Linked DNA regions of Homo sapiens: region 2 is linked to region 1. Evidence: read pairs that join two places in POLR2A ChIA-PET (ENCODE). Cell type or tissue: PC-9. All regions are shown on one strand. Region 1 overlaps NF1 (neurofibromin 1). Region 2 has its middle 22 kb from the start of MIR4733.

Region 1 (5,000 bases):
CTCAATCTCCTGACCTCGTGGTCTGCCTGACTTGGCCTCCGAAAGTGCTGGGATGAGCCACCGTGCCCAGCCTATTTAGTATTTCTTTACTATCAAAATAATCGTCCATTATTAACTGATTTAGCAAACTTGGGCATGCCCCTCGGTCTCTTTCCACCTTTAGTTGTACTATGTTAAAAATGAGAAAGTTATATTCAGGTTTGTTTTTTTCACAGAGGAACATTGCTAGGTTTCTCTGTTAGCATTAGCAGGGTTTAATATTAACAGTAAGTATGTCCATGATGCTTTAAATACAGAATGCTATTTTTGAGCAGAGTAGAGATGAACTTCTAGACAGTGGAACTTAACTCATTCACAGAGAAATGTAAATGTGGTCTTCTCATAGAATATTTTTTCTCATGGGATTTGTCTGCTTGTGTTCTGTTATCCCTTCAATTGTGTAGCTGAGGGTGCTTATCTTACTGAGTGAGTCTTACTGTTTTTTCCCCAGGTTTTATAGTTTGTTCTTGCTTCTGAACAATCAGCAGTTGTTTGCCATTATTGACAAGAAGTCTAGGGCATAGATTTTCTTGATCTGTTTTTCTTTTAATGTTTGAGTTCAATGGATAAGGGAAACGGTTGTATGCATTTTATTGCAGACATTCTCTGAAATAATTTTTAGCCACAAGCAAATAGCTCTGTTTCTGTGAGTCATCATTTCTTCTTATATAGTGCTGGATAAAGAATTCTATTTTGTAGATAGAGATTTATGACTTCCAGAAAGAAAGCTGCAAAAATGGAAGTTTCCAAAGAATTTAAGATTTGCTATAATAAATGCTATCATATATTGGTGTTTGAGATGCAAATGTACATATCTGTGTATCATATATTGGAGGTTGATTGAAAATCGGAGTTTGAGATGCAAGTATAGGTATCTGTGGTTGATGCAGTTTTCCTAAAACGTCATGATTTTCAATGGCAAGTAAGTTATTTATGGTCGTTTTTAAGGATAAGCTGTTAACGTGTTTTTTTTTTCTTTTTTTTTCAGCTTCCAATAAAAACAGGACAGCAGAACACACATACCAAAGTCAGTACTGAGCACAACAAGGAATGTCTAATCAATATTTCCAAATACAAGTTTTCTTTGGTTATAAGCGGCCTCACTACTATTTTAAAGAATGTTAACAATATGGTGAGTATTTGGGTTACTGTGTTTTGGGGAATTTGCTTTCTTTTCTTTTTGATTAAAAAGTTTAGAACAGCATATTTTGAAGTATGGAAAGTGATTTTCTGTGGACTTTGGATATAACCATTAATCTTATTTTGTTTACGAGCACAGATAACCTTTTAATTTTATTTTGTCAAATTTTTAATCAGCTGGGTTTTAGATTCAGTGAGCACAAGTAACTGTAACTTTCATTTTAATTTATTATTTCCCTTAGAAACATCTCCTATCTTTTGTGACCATGTCTCCTTTTCCAGTATGTTTCTTGAATTAGGATTTCATAGAGCTTTTGTGGCCTACACGAATTGACCACAGTAATCCATTACACATATTTTTCTTTAGCATCTTGTTTGAATTTACTTACGGTTGTCCCAGCCCTAAGTAGATGATAAAATATGATCTCATAGTCCTAAAATGTGGATTGATTTTTTTATGAAGATATGTGTTTTTTCTTCCTTCTGTAACCTGTGACAGATTCTGTAGTAGTTACCCTGTTGTTGAAACAGTTTTTCTCAAATACCAGTTTCATCAAATAATTCCACTGTTAAAAGCTCATAATTTCTTTCTTCTTCCCATTTTCTAAAATCGATTGACGTTTCCTAGACTTCAGAGTACTCCAGCTGTCCTCCCTCTGTACCTTTGAACATATAACATCTTTTGTCTTTCTCAAGTGATCCCTTCCTCTCTCTAAATTCCTATTTAACATCTCCATTCTAAGCTGTTTCAAACTAACATACTCAGTTCATGGCAACTGATCTGGATTTTTCTTGATTAACTCTGAACTCTCTGCTGGTGTTTAGCATTTATTTATTTATTTATGAATGAATAAATGAATGAATGAATGAATGACAGGGTCTCATTCTGTCACCCAGGCTGGAGTGCAGTGGCGCAATCTCGGCTTACTGTAACCTCCCCCTTCCCAGTTCAAGTGATTTTGCTGCCTCAGGCTCCCCAGTAGCTGGAATTACAGGCATGTGCCACCATGCTCGGCTAATTTTTTTGTATTTTTAGTAGAGACGAGGTTTCACTATTTTGGCCAGGCTGGTCTCAAACTCCTGACATTAGGTGATCCGCCTGCCTCGGCCTCCCAAAGTGCTGAGATTACAGGTGTGAGCCACCGCGCCCAGCCTGCATTTATAATCCCAGTTTGTATTTGTTTGTATTGAGTTGTGAAACAACTTCTGGTTATAGATTGTGAAGATTGTTCCCCCTTCCTTTTTTTTGAGATGGTCCTTAGGTTTATTAGATAATATTCTAGTATGACATTGAAAAGACATGAAGTTACCTTTTTGCCTTATTCCCATATTTTAGATAATTTTTCTCTTGTTCTATTTTATTTTTAACTGGCATACAATAATTGTACATGTTTATGGGTACATATTGATGTTTCAATACATATAATACATAGTGATCCCACTAGGGTAATTAGCATATCCATCATCTCAATATTTATCATTTCTTTGTGTTGGGAATATTGAATATTCTCTTGTTATTTGAAACTATATAATGTTAACTGTAGGCCAGGCATGGTGGCTCACGCCTGTAATCCCAGCACTTTGGGAGGCCAAGACGGGCGGATCACGAGGTCAGGAGATCAAGACCATCCTGTCTAACATGGTGAAACCCCGTCTCTACTAAAAAAAAAAAAAAAAAAAACTTAGCGGGGTGTGGCGGCATGTGCCTGTAGTCCCAGCTACTCAGGAGGCTGAGACAGGAGAATGGCGTGAACCCGGGAGGCGGAGCTTGTAGTGAGCCAGGATGCGCCACTGCACTCCAGCCTGGGTGACAGAGTGAGACTCCGTCTCAAAAAAAAAAAGTTAACTATATAATGTTAACATAGTCATTCTACAGTAGTACAGAACACTAAGTCTTATTCTTCCTATAAAGCTATATTTCTGTATCCTTTAACAAATCTCTACCCACCCCGATTCTCCCTACCCGACCCTTCTTACCTCTAGTGTCCTCTCTTCTACTTTTTACTCTTTTTAGCTTCCACATATGAGTGAGAGCATGTGGTGTTTAACTTTTTGTTCGCATCATCCTTGGTGTGTTTCCTTTTAAGAAAGTTGCTTACACAATACCCTAAACTTACAAAACTAATAAACTGGAGGTGTAGAAAATCATTTACCTTCTTTATGGAAAAAATTAGTATTTTCCCCCCAAAAGCAGGACCATTTATAAATAGGTAAAGAGATTTACGGAAAGACATTTAACATTTTTTGTAGCTCCTCTGTTGCAGTGTGTGGGGCACAGTTTAGTATTTGCACATATGAATATGTGGCTGTGTTCCCAGTTATATTGAAATATTTTAATATTTGGGACCCTCTTTTCAAAACAAAACAGCATTGTTATATTGGCGTTCATTTAGTGCTTATTAAATAAGTTTTCAAAACCATAGTCTCTTGTTAATAAATACATATGTAGTATTCATTTTGAGGATAGTGAGTACTTAAAATTCACTGTGGTGCTATAGCATGTTTTTGCTATAAAAATTAAGACTTTGATCATTTCGTGGCATAAAAGTATAGTTAAATCCCCAATTCAAGATTCTGGTACAGGTCTATATGTGTGTCTAAATCCTACATATTTTTAAAGCATGAAGCAAAACAGCATCTTTTACTGTTACAAGGTTAATGGCAGACTCTAATAAATGCCATTTCTGTTTGCCTTAGACTTTAGTTTTTATGAGGATTAGGATAAAATCAGAAATAATATATTTAAGTATAGTATAATCTGGGAGGTAAAATGGAAGACTATTGTTGATCTTTTAGTCTTTCACTTTTCAGATGTGTGTTGATTGGTAGCAGAAAGTGAAACTAACTTTTATGTTCTGAATATCTTTTCTGTTAGAGAATATTTGGAGAAGCTGCTGAAAAAAATTTATATCTCTCTCAGTTGATTATATTGGATACACTGGAAAAATGTCTTGCTGGGGTAAGTAAATTGATCTTAAGTAGGCAGGCTTTGTGAATTTGATCTTGAGAATGATCTTATGTCCCAAAGTACAGATGTGGACCAAGAGGACAGTCCTATGGACTTTTGTCTGAGACATATAAATATGAGTTTTGTTAATATAGCTGACCTGGTGACAGACAATTTTTCATGAGAAAATTTTCTCATCTTTTGTAAATTAAACAGATATTAAGTTTACTTATAAAATGTTATGTTTCAGCCACGTATCTGTCTCTCAGGTTTTTAGGAAAATATTTTATGAAGAGATCACTATTTGATTTAACGGATCTCTCAGAGAGTTGTGGGAGAGTGCGATTCAGAAGTCCAAGAGTAATCTTGTATTTCCTCCTATATGAATATGATTTTAATATTCTACTTTTGAAATTTATGTAAATGAGAACTTAAAAATTAAACCTATTAAGGATAGATGTTACCTTGAGAACACTTGTTTTATGTAGACACACAAATATGCGATAGGTATGTGGAGGAGGAGAGTACCAAACAATTATTTCTCTGGTTTCCTGTAAGTTGTTACCACAGTGTATTTCAACCATGACTTAATTTGAACTTTTTCAAGAGTATTTCTATTGTGTAAAGAAAGTATTTCTATACATCATTATCCTTAATTCTTCCTGGAACATGGTAAGAGTTTATATAAATATATAAATTAAATACCTCTGTTTTAATGATCTGCCTAATCCATGTGTATTGAAATTAACTCATTTCTTATGTTCTCTCTTCCTTTGGCTCAGAATTCAGAATTTTGTTTTGATTCAGAATTGCTTCCCTCTTCACATATGTTGCAGTTCTCTATAGTGAAACTAGTTGAAAGAGACCTTAATAT
Region 2 (5,000 bases), 85 kb before region 1:
AGTGAGCTGAGATTGCAACATTGCACTCCAACCTGGGAGACAGGGTGAGACCCTGTCTCAAAAAAAAGAGCAGTCTTTCTAAGGAGAAAGAATTTGATGTTATATTTTTAAAACTACTAATGACAATGAAAACAGATAAGAACACTGGTAAAACTGAAACCACACTTCACCCAGGGCTGTACCCATCACACAGTAATTTTTCATTAATTCAAAATCTGTCTGGAGAGATATCCCAATGCTCTTGTTAATTACTTCTTTCAAGGCATTCTTCTCATTGTAATTGAGCACTCCCCTGGGTACCATCCTATAAGTAAGTACATTAGTGCCTATATACAACCTACCGAGCCAAGTACTTATACACACAAACTGGCTTTCTGGCTCACCTTTCAACTCTCCCATTATAATTTCTAGAGAACACTGCCAGGTAGGCTTGCCTGTCATCCTCAATAAAGACCCAAGTGAGGATTCTTTTCCGTAAAGCTTCAAGTTTAATTAGCTCATTCTGCTAGTTCCTTAGAAAAGGCTTTCTGCTGCCAAAGAAAATTAAGCTTTTTTTAAAAAACAAAAACAAAAACAAAACAGGTTTCAACTCATTCGGTATATTTTAGGATAAATATATTTTGAAGGCAAGGGCAAAGTTTTTTTGTTTTTGGTTCTGTTTTTGGTTTTGTTTTTGAGTCGGAGTCTCACTCTATCACCCAGGCTGGAGTGCAGTGGTGTGATCTTAGCTCACTGCAACCTCCGACTCCCGGGTTCAAGCTATTTTCCTGCCTCAGCCTCCAGAGTAGCTGGGACTACAGGCACGCACCACCACGCCCGGCTAATTTTTGTATTTTTAGTAGAGACAGGGTTTCACCATATTGGTCGGGCTAGTCTTGAACTCCTGACCTCGTGATCCGCCCACCTCAGCCACCCAAAGTGCTGAGATTACAAGCATGAGCCACTGCGCCTGGCCAAGGGAAAGGTTTTTATACATATTTTTATTTATCCCTTAGTAACCTGAATATGACTAATAAAGAAATCTTGACCAGTGCAGTGGCTCACACCTGTCATCTCAACACTTTGGGAGGCCGAGGTGGGCGGATCACGAGGTCAGGAGTCCACAACCAGCCTGGGCAACATGGTGAAACCCCGTCTGTACTAAAATACAAAAAATTAGCCGGGCATGGTGGTGTGCCCCTGTAGTCCCGGCTACTCGGGAGGCTGAGGAAGGAGAATTGCTTGAACCCAGGAAGCAGAGATTGCAGTGAGCTAAGATCACACCACTGCACTCCAGCCTGGGTGACAGAGCAAGATTCTGTCTCAAAAAAAAAAAAAAAAGAAATCTTTATACTATAGTAATAAGGATTATTCTGATAGTTACTGTATTGATTGTTTTGATAATTACTGTGTTCTTAGTTGCAGACAACAGAATTCACTCTAGCTAGTTTCAATAGAAAGGGGTTACAGCAGGGTATTAGGTAGCTTATGGGATTTCCAGCAGTGCCAGAGAAACAGGTGAGGATACCACACAGCCGGAAACAACCCCAGCAGAAATGCCCAGCCATAAACAGGGCTGTTCTCACAGAAGCCCCACTGCTGCTGCTCACCATTCAATACCTGTGATGCTGGGGGCTGGACAGTGAGGCTTCTCTCAAGGCTCTTTCACGGTCATGTCTGCAAAAAGATGGACCCAACTACATGTGCTGCCACTTCACTTAAATGACCTTCATCTTCCTGGAGCACATAGGCATCTGCTGGGCAGAACCTGGGTCATAGGCAGAACCCTAGCTACAAAAGAGTCCAGACACTGTAGGTTTTAGAAATGGTCAAAGCAGATATTGTGTGGACCCATTCGTGGAATCTGCCACAGTGACCATATCGATTTCAGGCAATTTGTAAGTAATGGTAATCATGAGAGTTATATGAGAATAATGGCTAGCAATTTCCAGTGCTTTGTAGCACTTAATATCTTATAAGCATGATTTCATTTAATCCTCAAAGCAGCCCTATGAGGTAGGTACTATTCGTATCCTTGGATTGTAAGTGAAGACATCAAAGGACTAGAGAGGTTAATTCACTCACCCCACATCTCATGGTGGTAAAAAGCCAGGATTCAAACTCAGCTCTGTCTGAATGAAAGTCTGTGCTTTCAGCTAGTATACTGCTAATGCTTTACTAATTATTATTTTTAGTTTATCTTCTAGGAGCAGCTTGACTATCTAATCTGGGTTTACCACTTCTGGAAGACTTTTTACCCACAGTGGGACTCTGATATTTGTGTAACTGGAAATGGAAATGAGATCTTCTGAATGTGGAATGCAAAGGAGAGGGTACGTCTCACCAATCCTGGGTTATATTACCTTTGTGTCAGATGTAAGGTGACAAGCCAAGCATAGGACATGCACCAAGTGGAAAAGTCCACTGAAAATTTTATCTTTGAAGAGAACAGAAAAAGCATTAAATCTCTATATCTGGTACAGTCTATATGGGTTGTTTTATCTGAAAGGGGAAGGAGGAATGCTTTAAAAAAAAAGGTAACCTTAACTCTAGGCAAAACTTAAATTATTTTCTTCTCTTTCTTCATTTCTAAAGCTACAGCCAGTCAGACAAGATGGGACATGTAGTGTTGCACAATGATCCTGCTGCATTTTCAGCCTCCAGGCTGAGAAGCAAGTGCAATTAACATTCCAAGGTGGGAGTTATTTCCCCACCATTTGAGCCCTGCAGCATCTTATTGTGATTACAAAGGCTGGACTAACTGGCTTTGTCAATGTAATGTATACACATTAAACATATACAGACAGTTCTTGAAAAGTTATAAATTCAAACATTCCATAGTATGTGGAACCCAGTAAATTATAGAATGGGAAATGCTTTCAAAGGAGCACCTGATTCAGCATCCTCCTACCTCTTGTTTCTAATTAAAACAAAAAAAAAAAGAAAAAGAAAAAAGAAACATAAAAACAACGGCATTGTAGTCATGCTTTAATTTCATTCTAAACTTGTGTCATCCTGTTGAATTGAGGCCCACAGGGAACAGGGCCCAGCAAATCCCTGGACCTCCTGGTATTTGGTATAAACATAGCAGCTAACCTGGACTGGCTTCCACAGAGCTAAGACATTTTCTTTTTTGCACACAGAGCAGTATGCTCCAAAATTATATGTACATGTTGCAAAAGTATATATTTTGTTCCAAATATATGCTCTAAAATTATATATAATATATATATATTTTATATATATATAATTTCTTTGAGTCAGGGTCTTGCTCTGTTGCCCAGGCTGGAGTTCAGTGGTGTGATCATAACTTACCTCAGCCTTGAACTCCTGGGATCAAGCAACTCTCCTGCCTCAGCCACTTGAGTAGCTTGGGCTACAGGTGAGTGCCCCCATGTCCAGCTAATTTTTATGTTTTGTAGAGATGGGGTCTTGCTTTGTTGCAAGGTATCTAACTCCTGGGCTCAAGTGATCCTCACGCCTTGGCCTCCCACAGTGCTGGGATTACAGGTGTGAGCCAATGCACCTGGCCATGAACACATAGTTTTAAAAATACTTATTTGTTTAAATGTATATTAAGAAAGACATATAATAGGTCAAACATGAGATTCGTGGATGTTATTGCTCATAGCAAGGCTAAGATTTTAAAAAAGAAGGGGGAATCACTGAAAGGAATTAGATAAATAAATAACATGATACTCTAGCAAAACCAAAAACGTTGCAGGTGGTCCTGGAGTGATGAAAGTGAGGGAAGCCATCGAAGAGAACAGTGCCTGGATTCAAGTGCCTGCTCTGTCCCTGACAGGCTGGAAAGATCTTGAACAAGTCGTCTCCCCCTGATGAACTTCAGACTGTAAACTAAGAGGATGTACTGGGGCAATGTTGAACGTGGGGTGTGTTCTTCCTTGTTCCAGGAGACCAGGGCTTCCCATGGTGTCTCAGGCACTGGGCAGGAAGAAAGGTGAGGCTTCCACTCCCAACAGCTTCAACTAGAGGCAGCTTTCACTAGCTTTACAAATGCAGCTTCTTACAGAAGTTGGTTTGAAAATAAGGTTTCATTGGTTAAAAAGTCTGAAAATGTTCTTCTCAGCCCCAAAATAGAATATTTATATACTACGCTTTTGTAAACGATAACTAACCAAAAAGCTAATGATATCAAAATAAGTTCAGCTGGCGTGCGGCTTGTTTCAGGAAGTCTGTTCAAGAGGAAAGTATAGCCAAATAATAACAGATAATGTGTTTGATCACAGGCTATCCCAGGCACTGAGCTATATATACTAATGAATCTTGGAAAAACAAAACCAATAAACAAAATAAAACCACCACTAGGAGGTACGTTTTATAAATAACTCCACTTTACAGATGAGGATACTGAGGCTCAGAGAAGTGAAGTGGCTTGGCTTAGCTCACCCACTTTGTGCACAGTCAGGGTACAAACACAGGCAGTCTGACTCCCCTTAACTGTATCACTGTGTCGCCTCGCAGGAGGGCAGAGAGAGGTGCCTGGTACCTGGGAATCGGCGATCTCTAGCAATACAGATAAATACCCCATTTAGTGCACATTTCAGGCTACCCAGCATCCATGACCCAATTTTCAAAGATTTTCCATTCATCTAGTTGTTAGGCAGTGGTGGTCCGGGCATGCTTCTTTGGCCAGGCCAGGGATGATTTCTGTTTCATGGTACAGTCTTTGCTGTGAGGGTTCATCTGGGTGGGGGCTCACAGGCCTCTTACAATGGAGTTTCTCATATTCTGAACCAATTCTGGGTTCTCAGGCAGGTCCCTGAGTCATATTCTTTTTTCTCCTGGATCACAGGGCTGGGTCTACCTACTTTCTTTCTTTCTTTTTTTTTTTTTTTTGATACTGATTCTCGCTCTGTCAACAGGCTGGAGTGCAGTGGCACAATCTGGGCAAACTGCAACCTCCGTCTCCTGGGTTGAAGCAATTCTCCTGCCTCAGCCTCCAGAGTAGCTGGAATTATAGGCATGCGCCACCACGCCTGGCTAATTTTTGTATTTTT

Evidence for each region. ChIA-PET counts read pairs that join two places held together with the same protein. Peaks named below come from ENCODE experiments on the same cell type or tissue, not always from the same donor. Only the 100,000 strongest peaks of a DNase experiment are listed, where the experiment ranks them.
Region 2: POLR2A ChIA-PET joins it to region 1 with 5 read pairs; 3 of 35 experiments call an interaction of 5 or more read pairs at or near these places.

The regions. Positions count from the first base shown.
Region 1 is chr17:31,154,956-31,159,955 of GRCh38, forward strand. It overlaps NF1 (neurofibromin 1), which reads left to right. Exons shown (of 58, transcript NM_001042492.3): 2 at 1,028-1,171; 3 at 4,055-4,138. Among named protein-coding and RNA genes, the nearest start is that of MIR4733HG, 62 kb to the left of the region's middle. In PC-9, no CTCF peak of the experiment used is centred here; no DNase peak of the experiment used is centred here.
Region 2 is chr17:31,069,738-31,074,737 of GRCh38, forward strand. No RefSeq gene overlaps it. Among named protein-coding and RNA genes, the nearest start is that of MIR4733, 22 kb to the right of the region's middle. In PC-9, no CTCF peak of the experiment used is centred here; a DNase peak (open chromatin) is centred at 2,674; H3K27ac peaks cover 483 bases.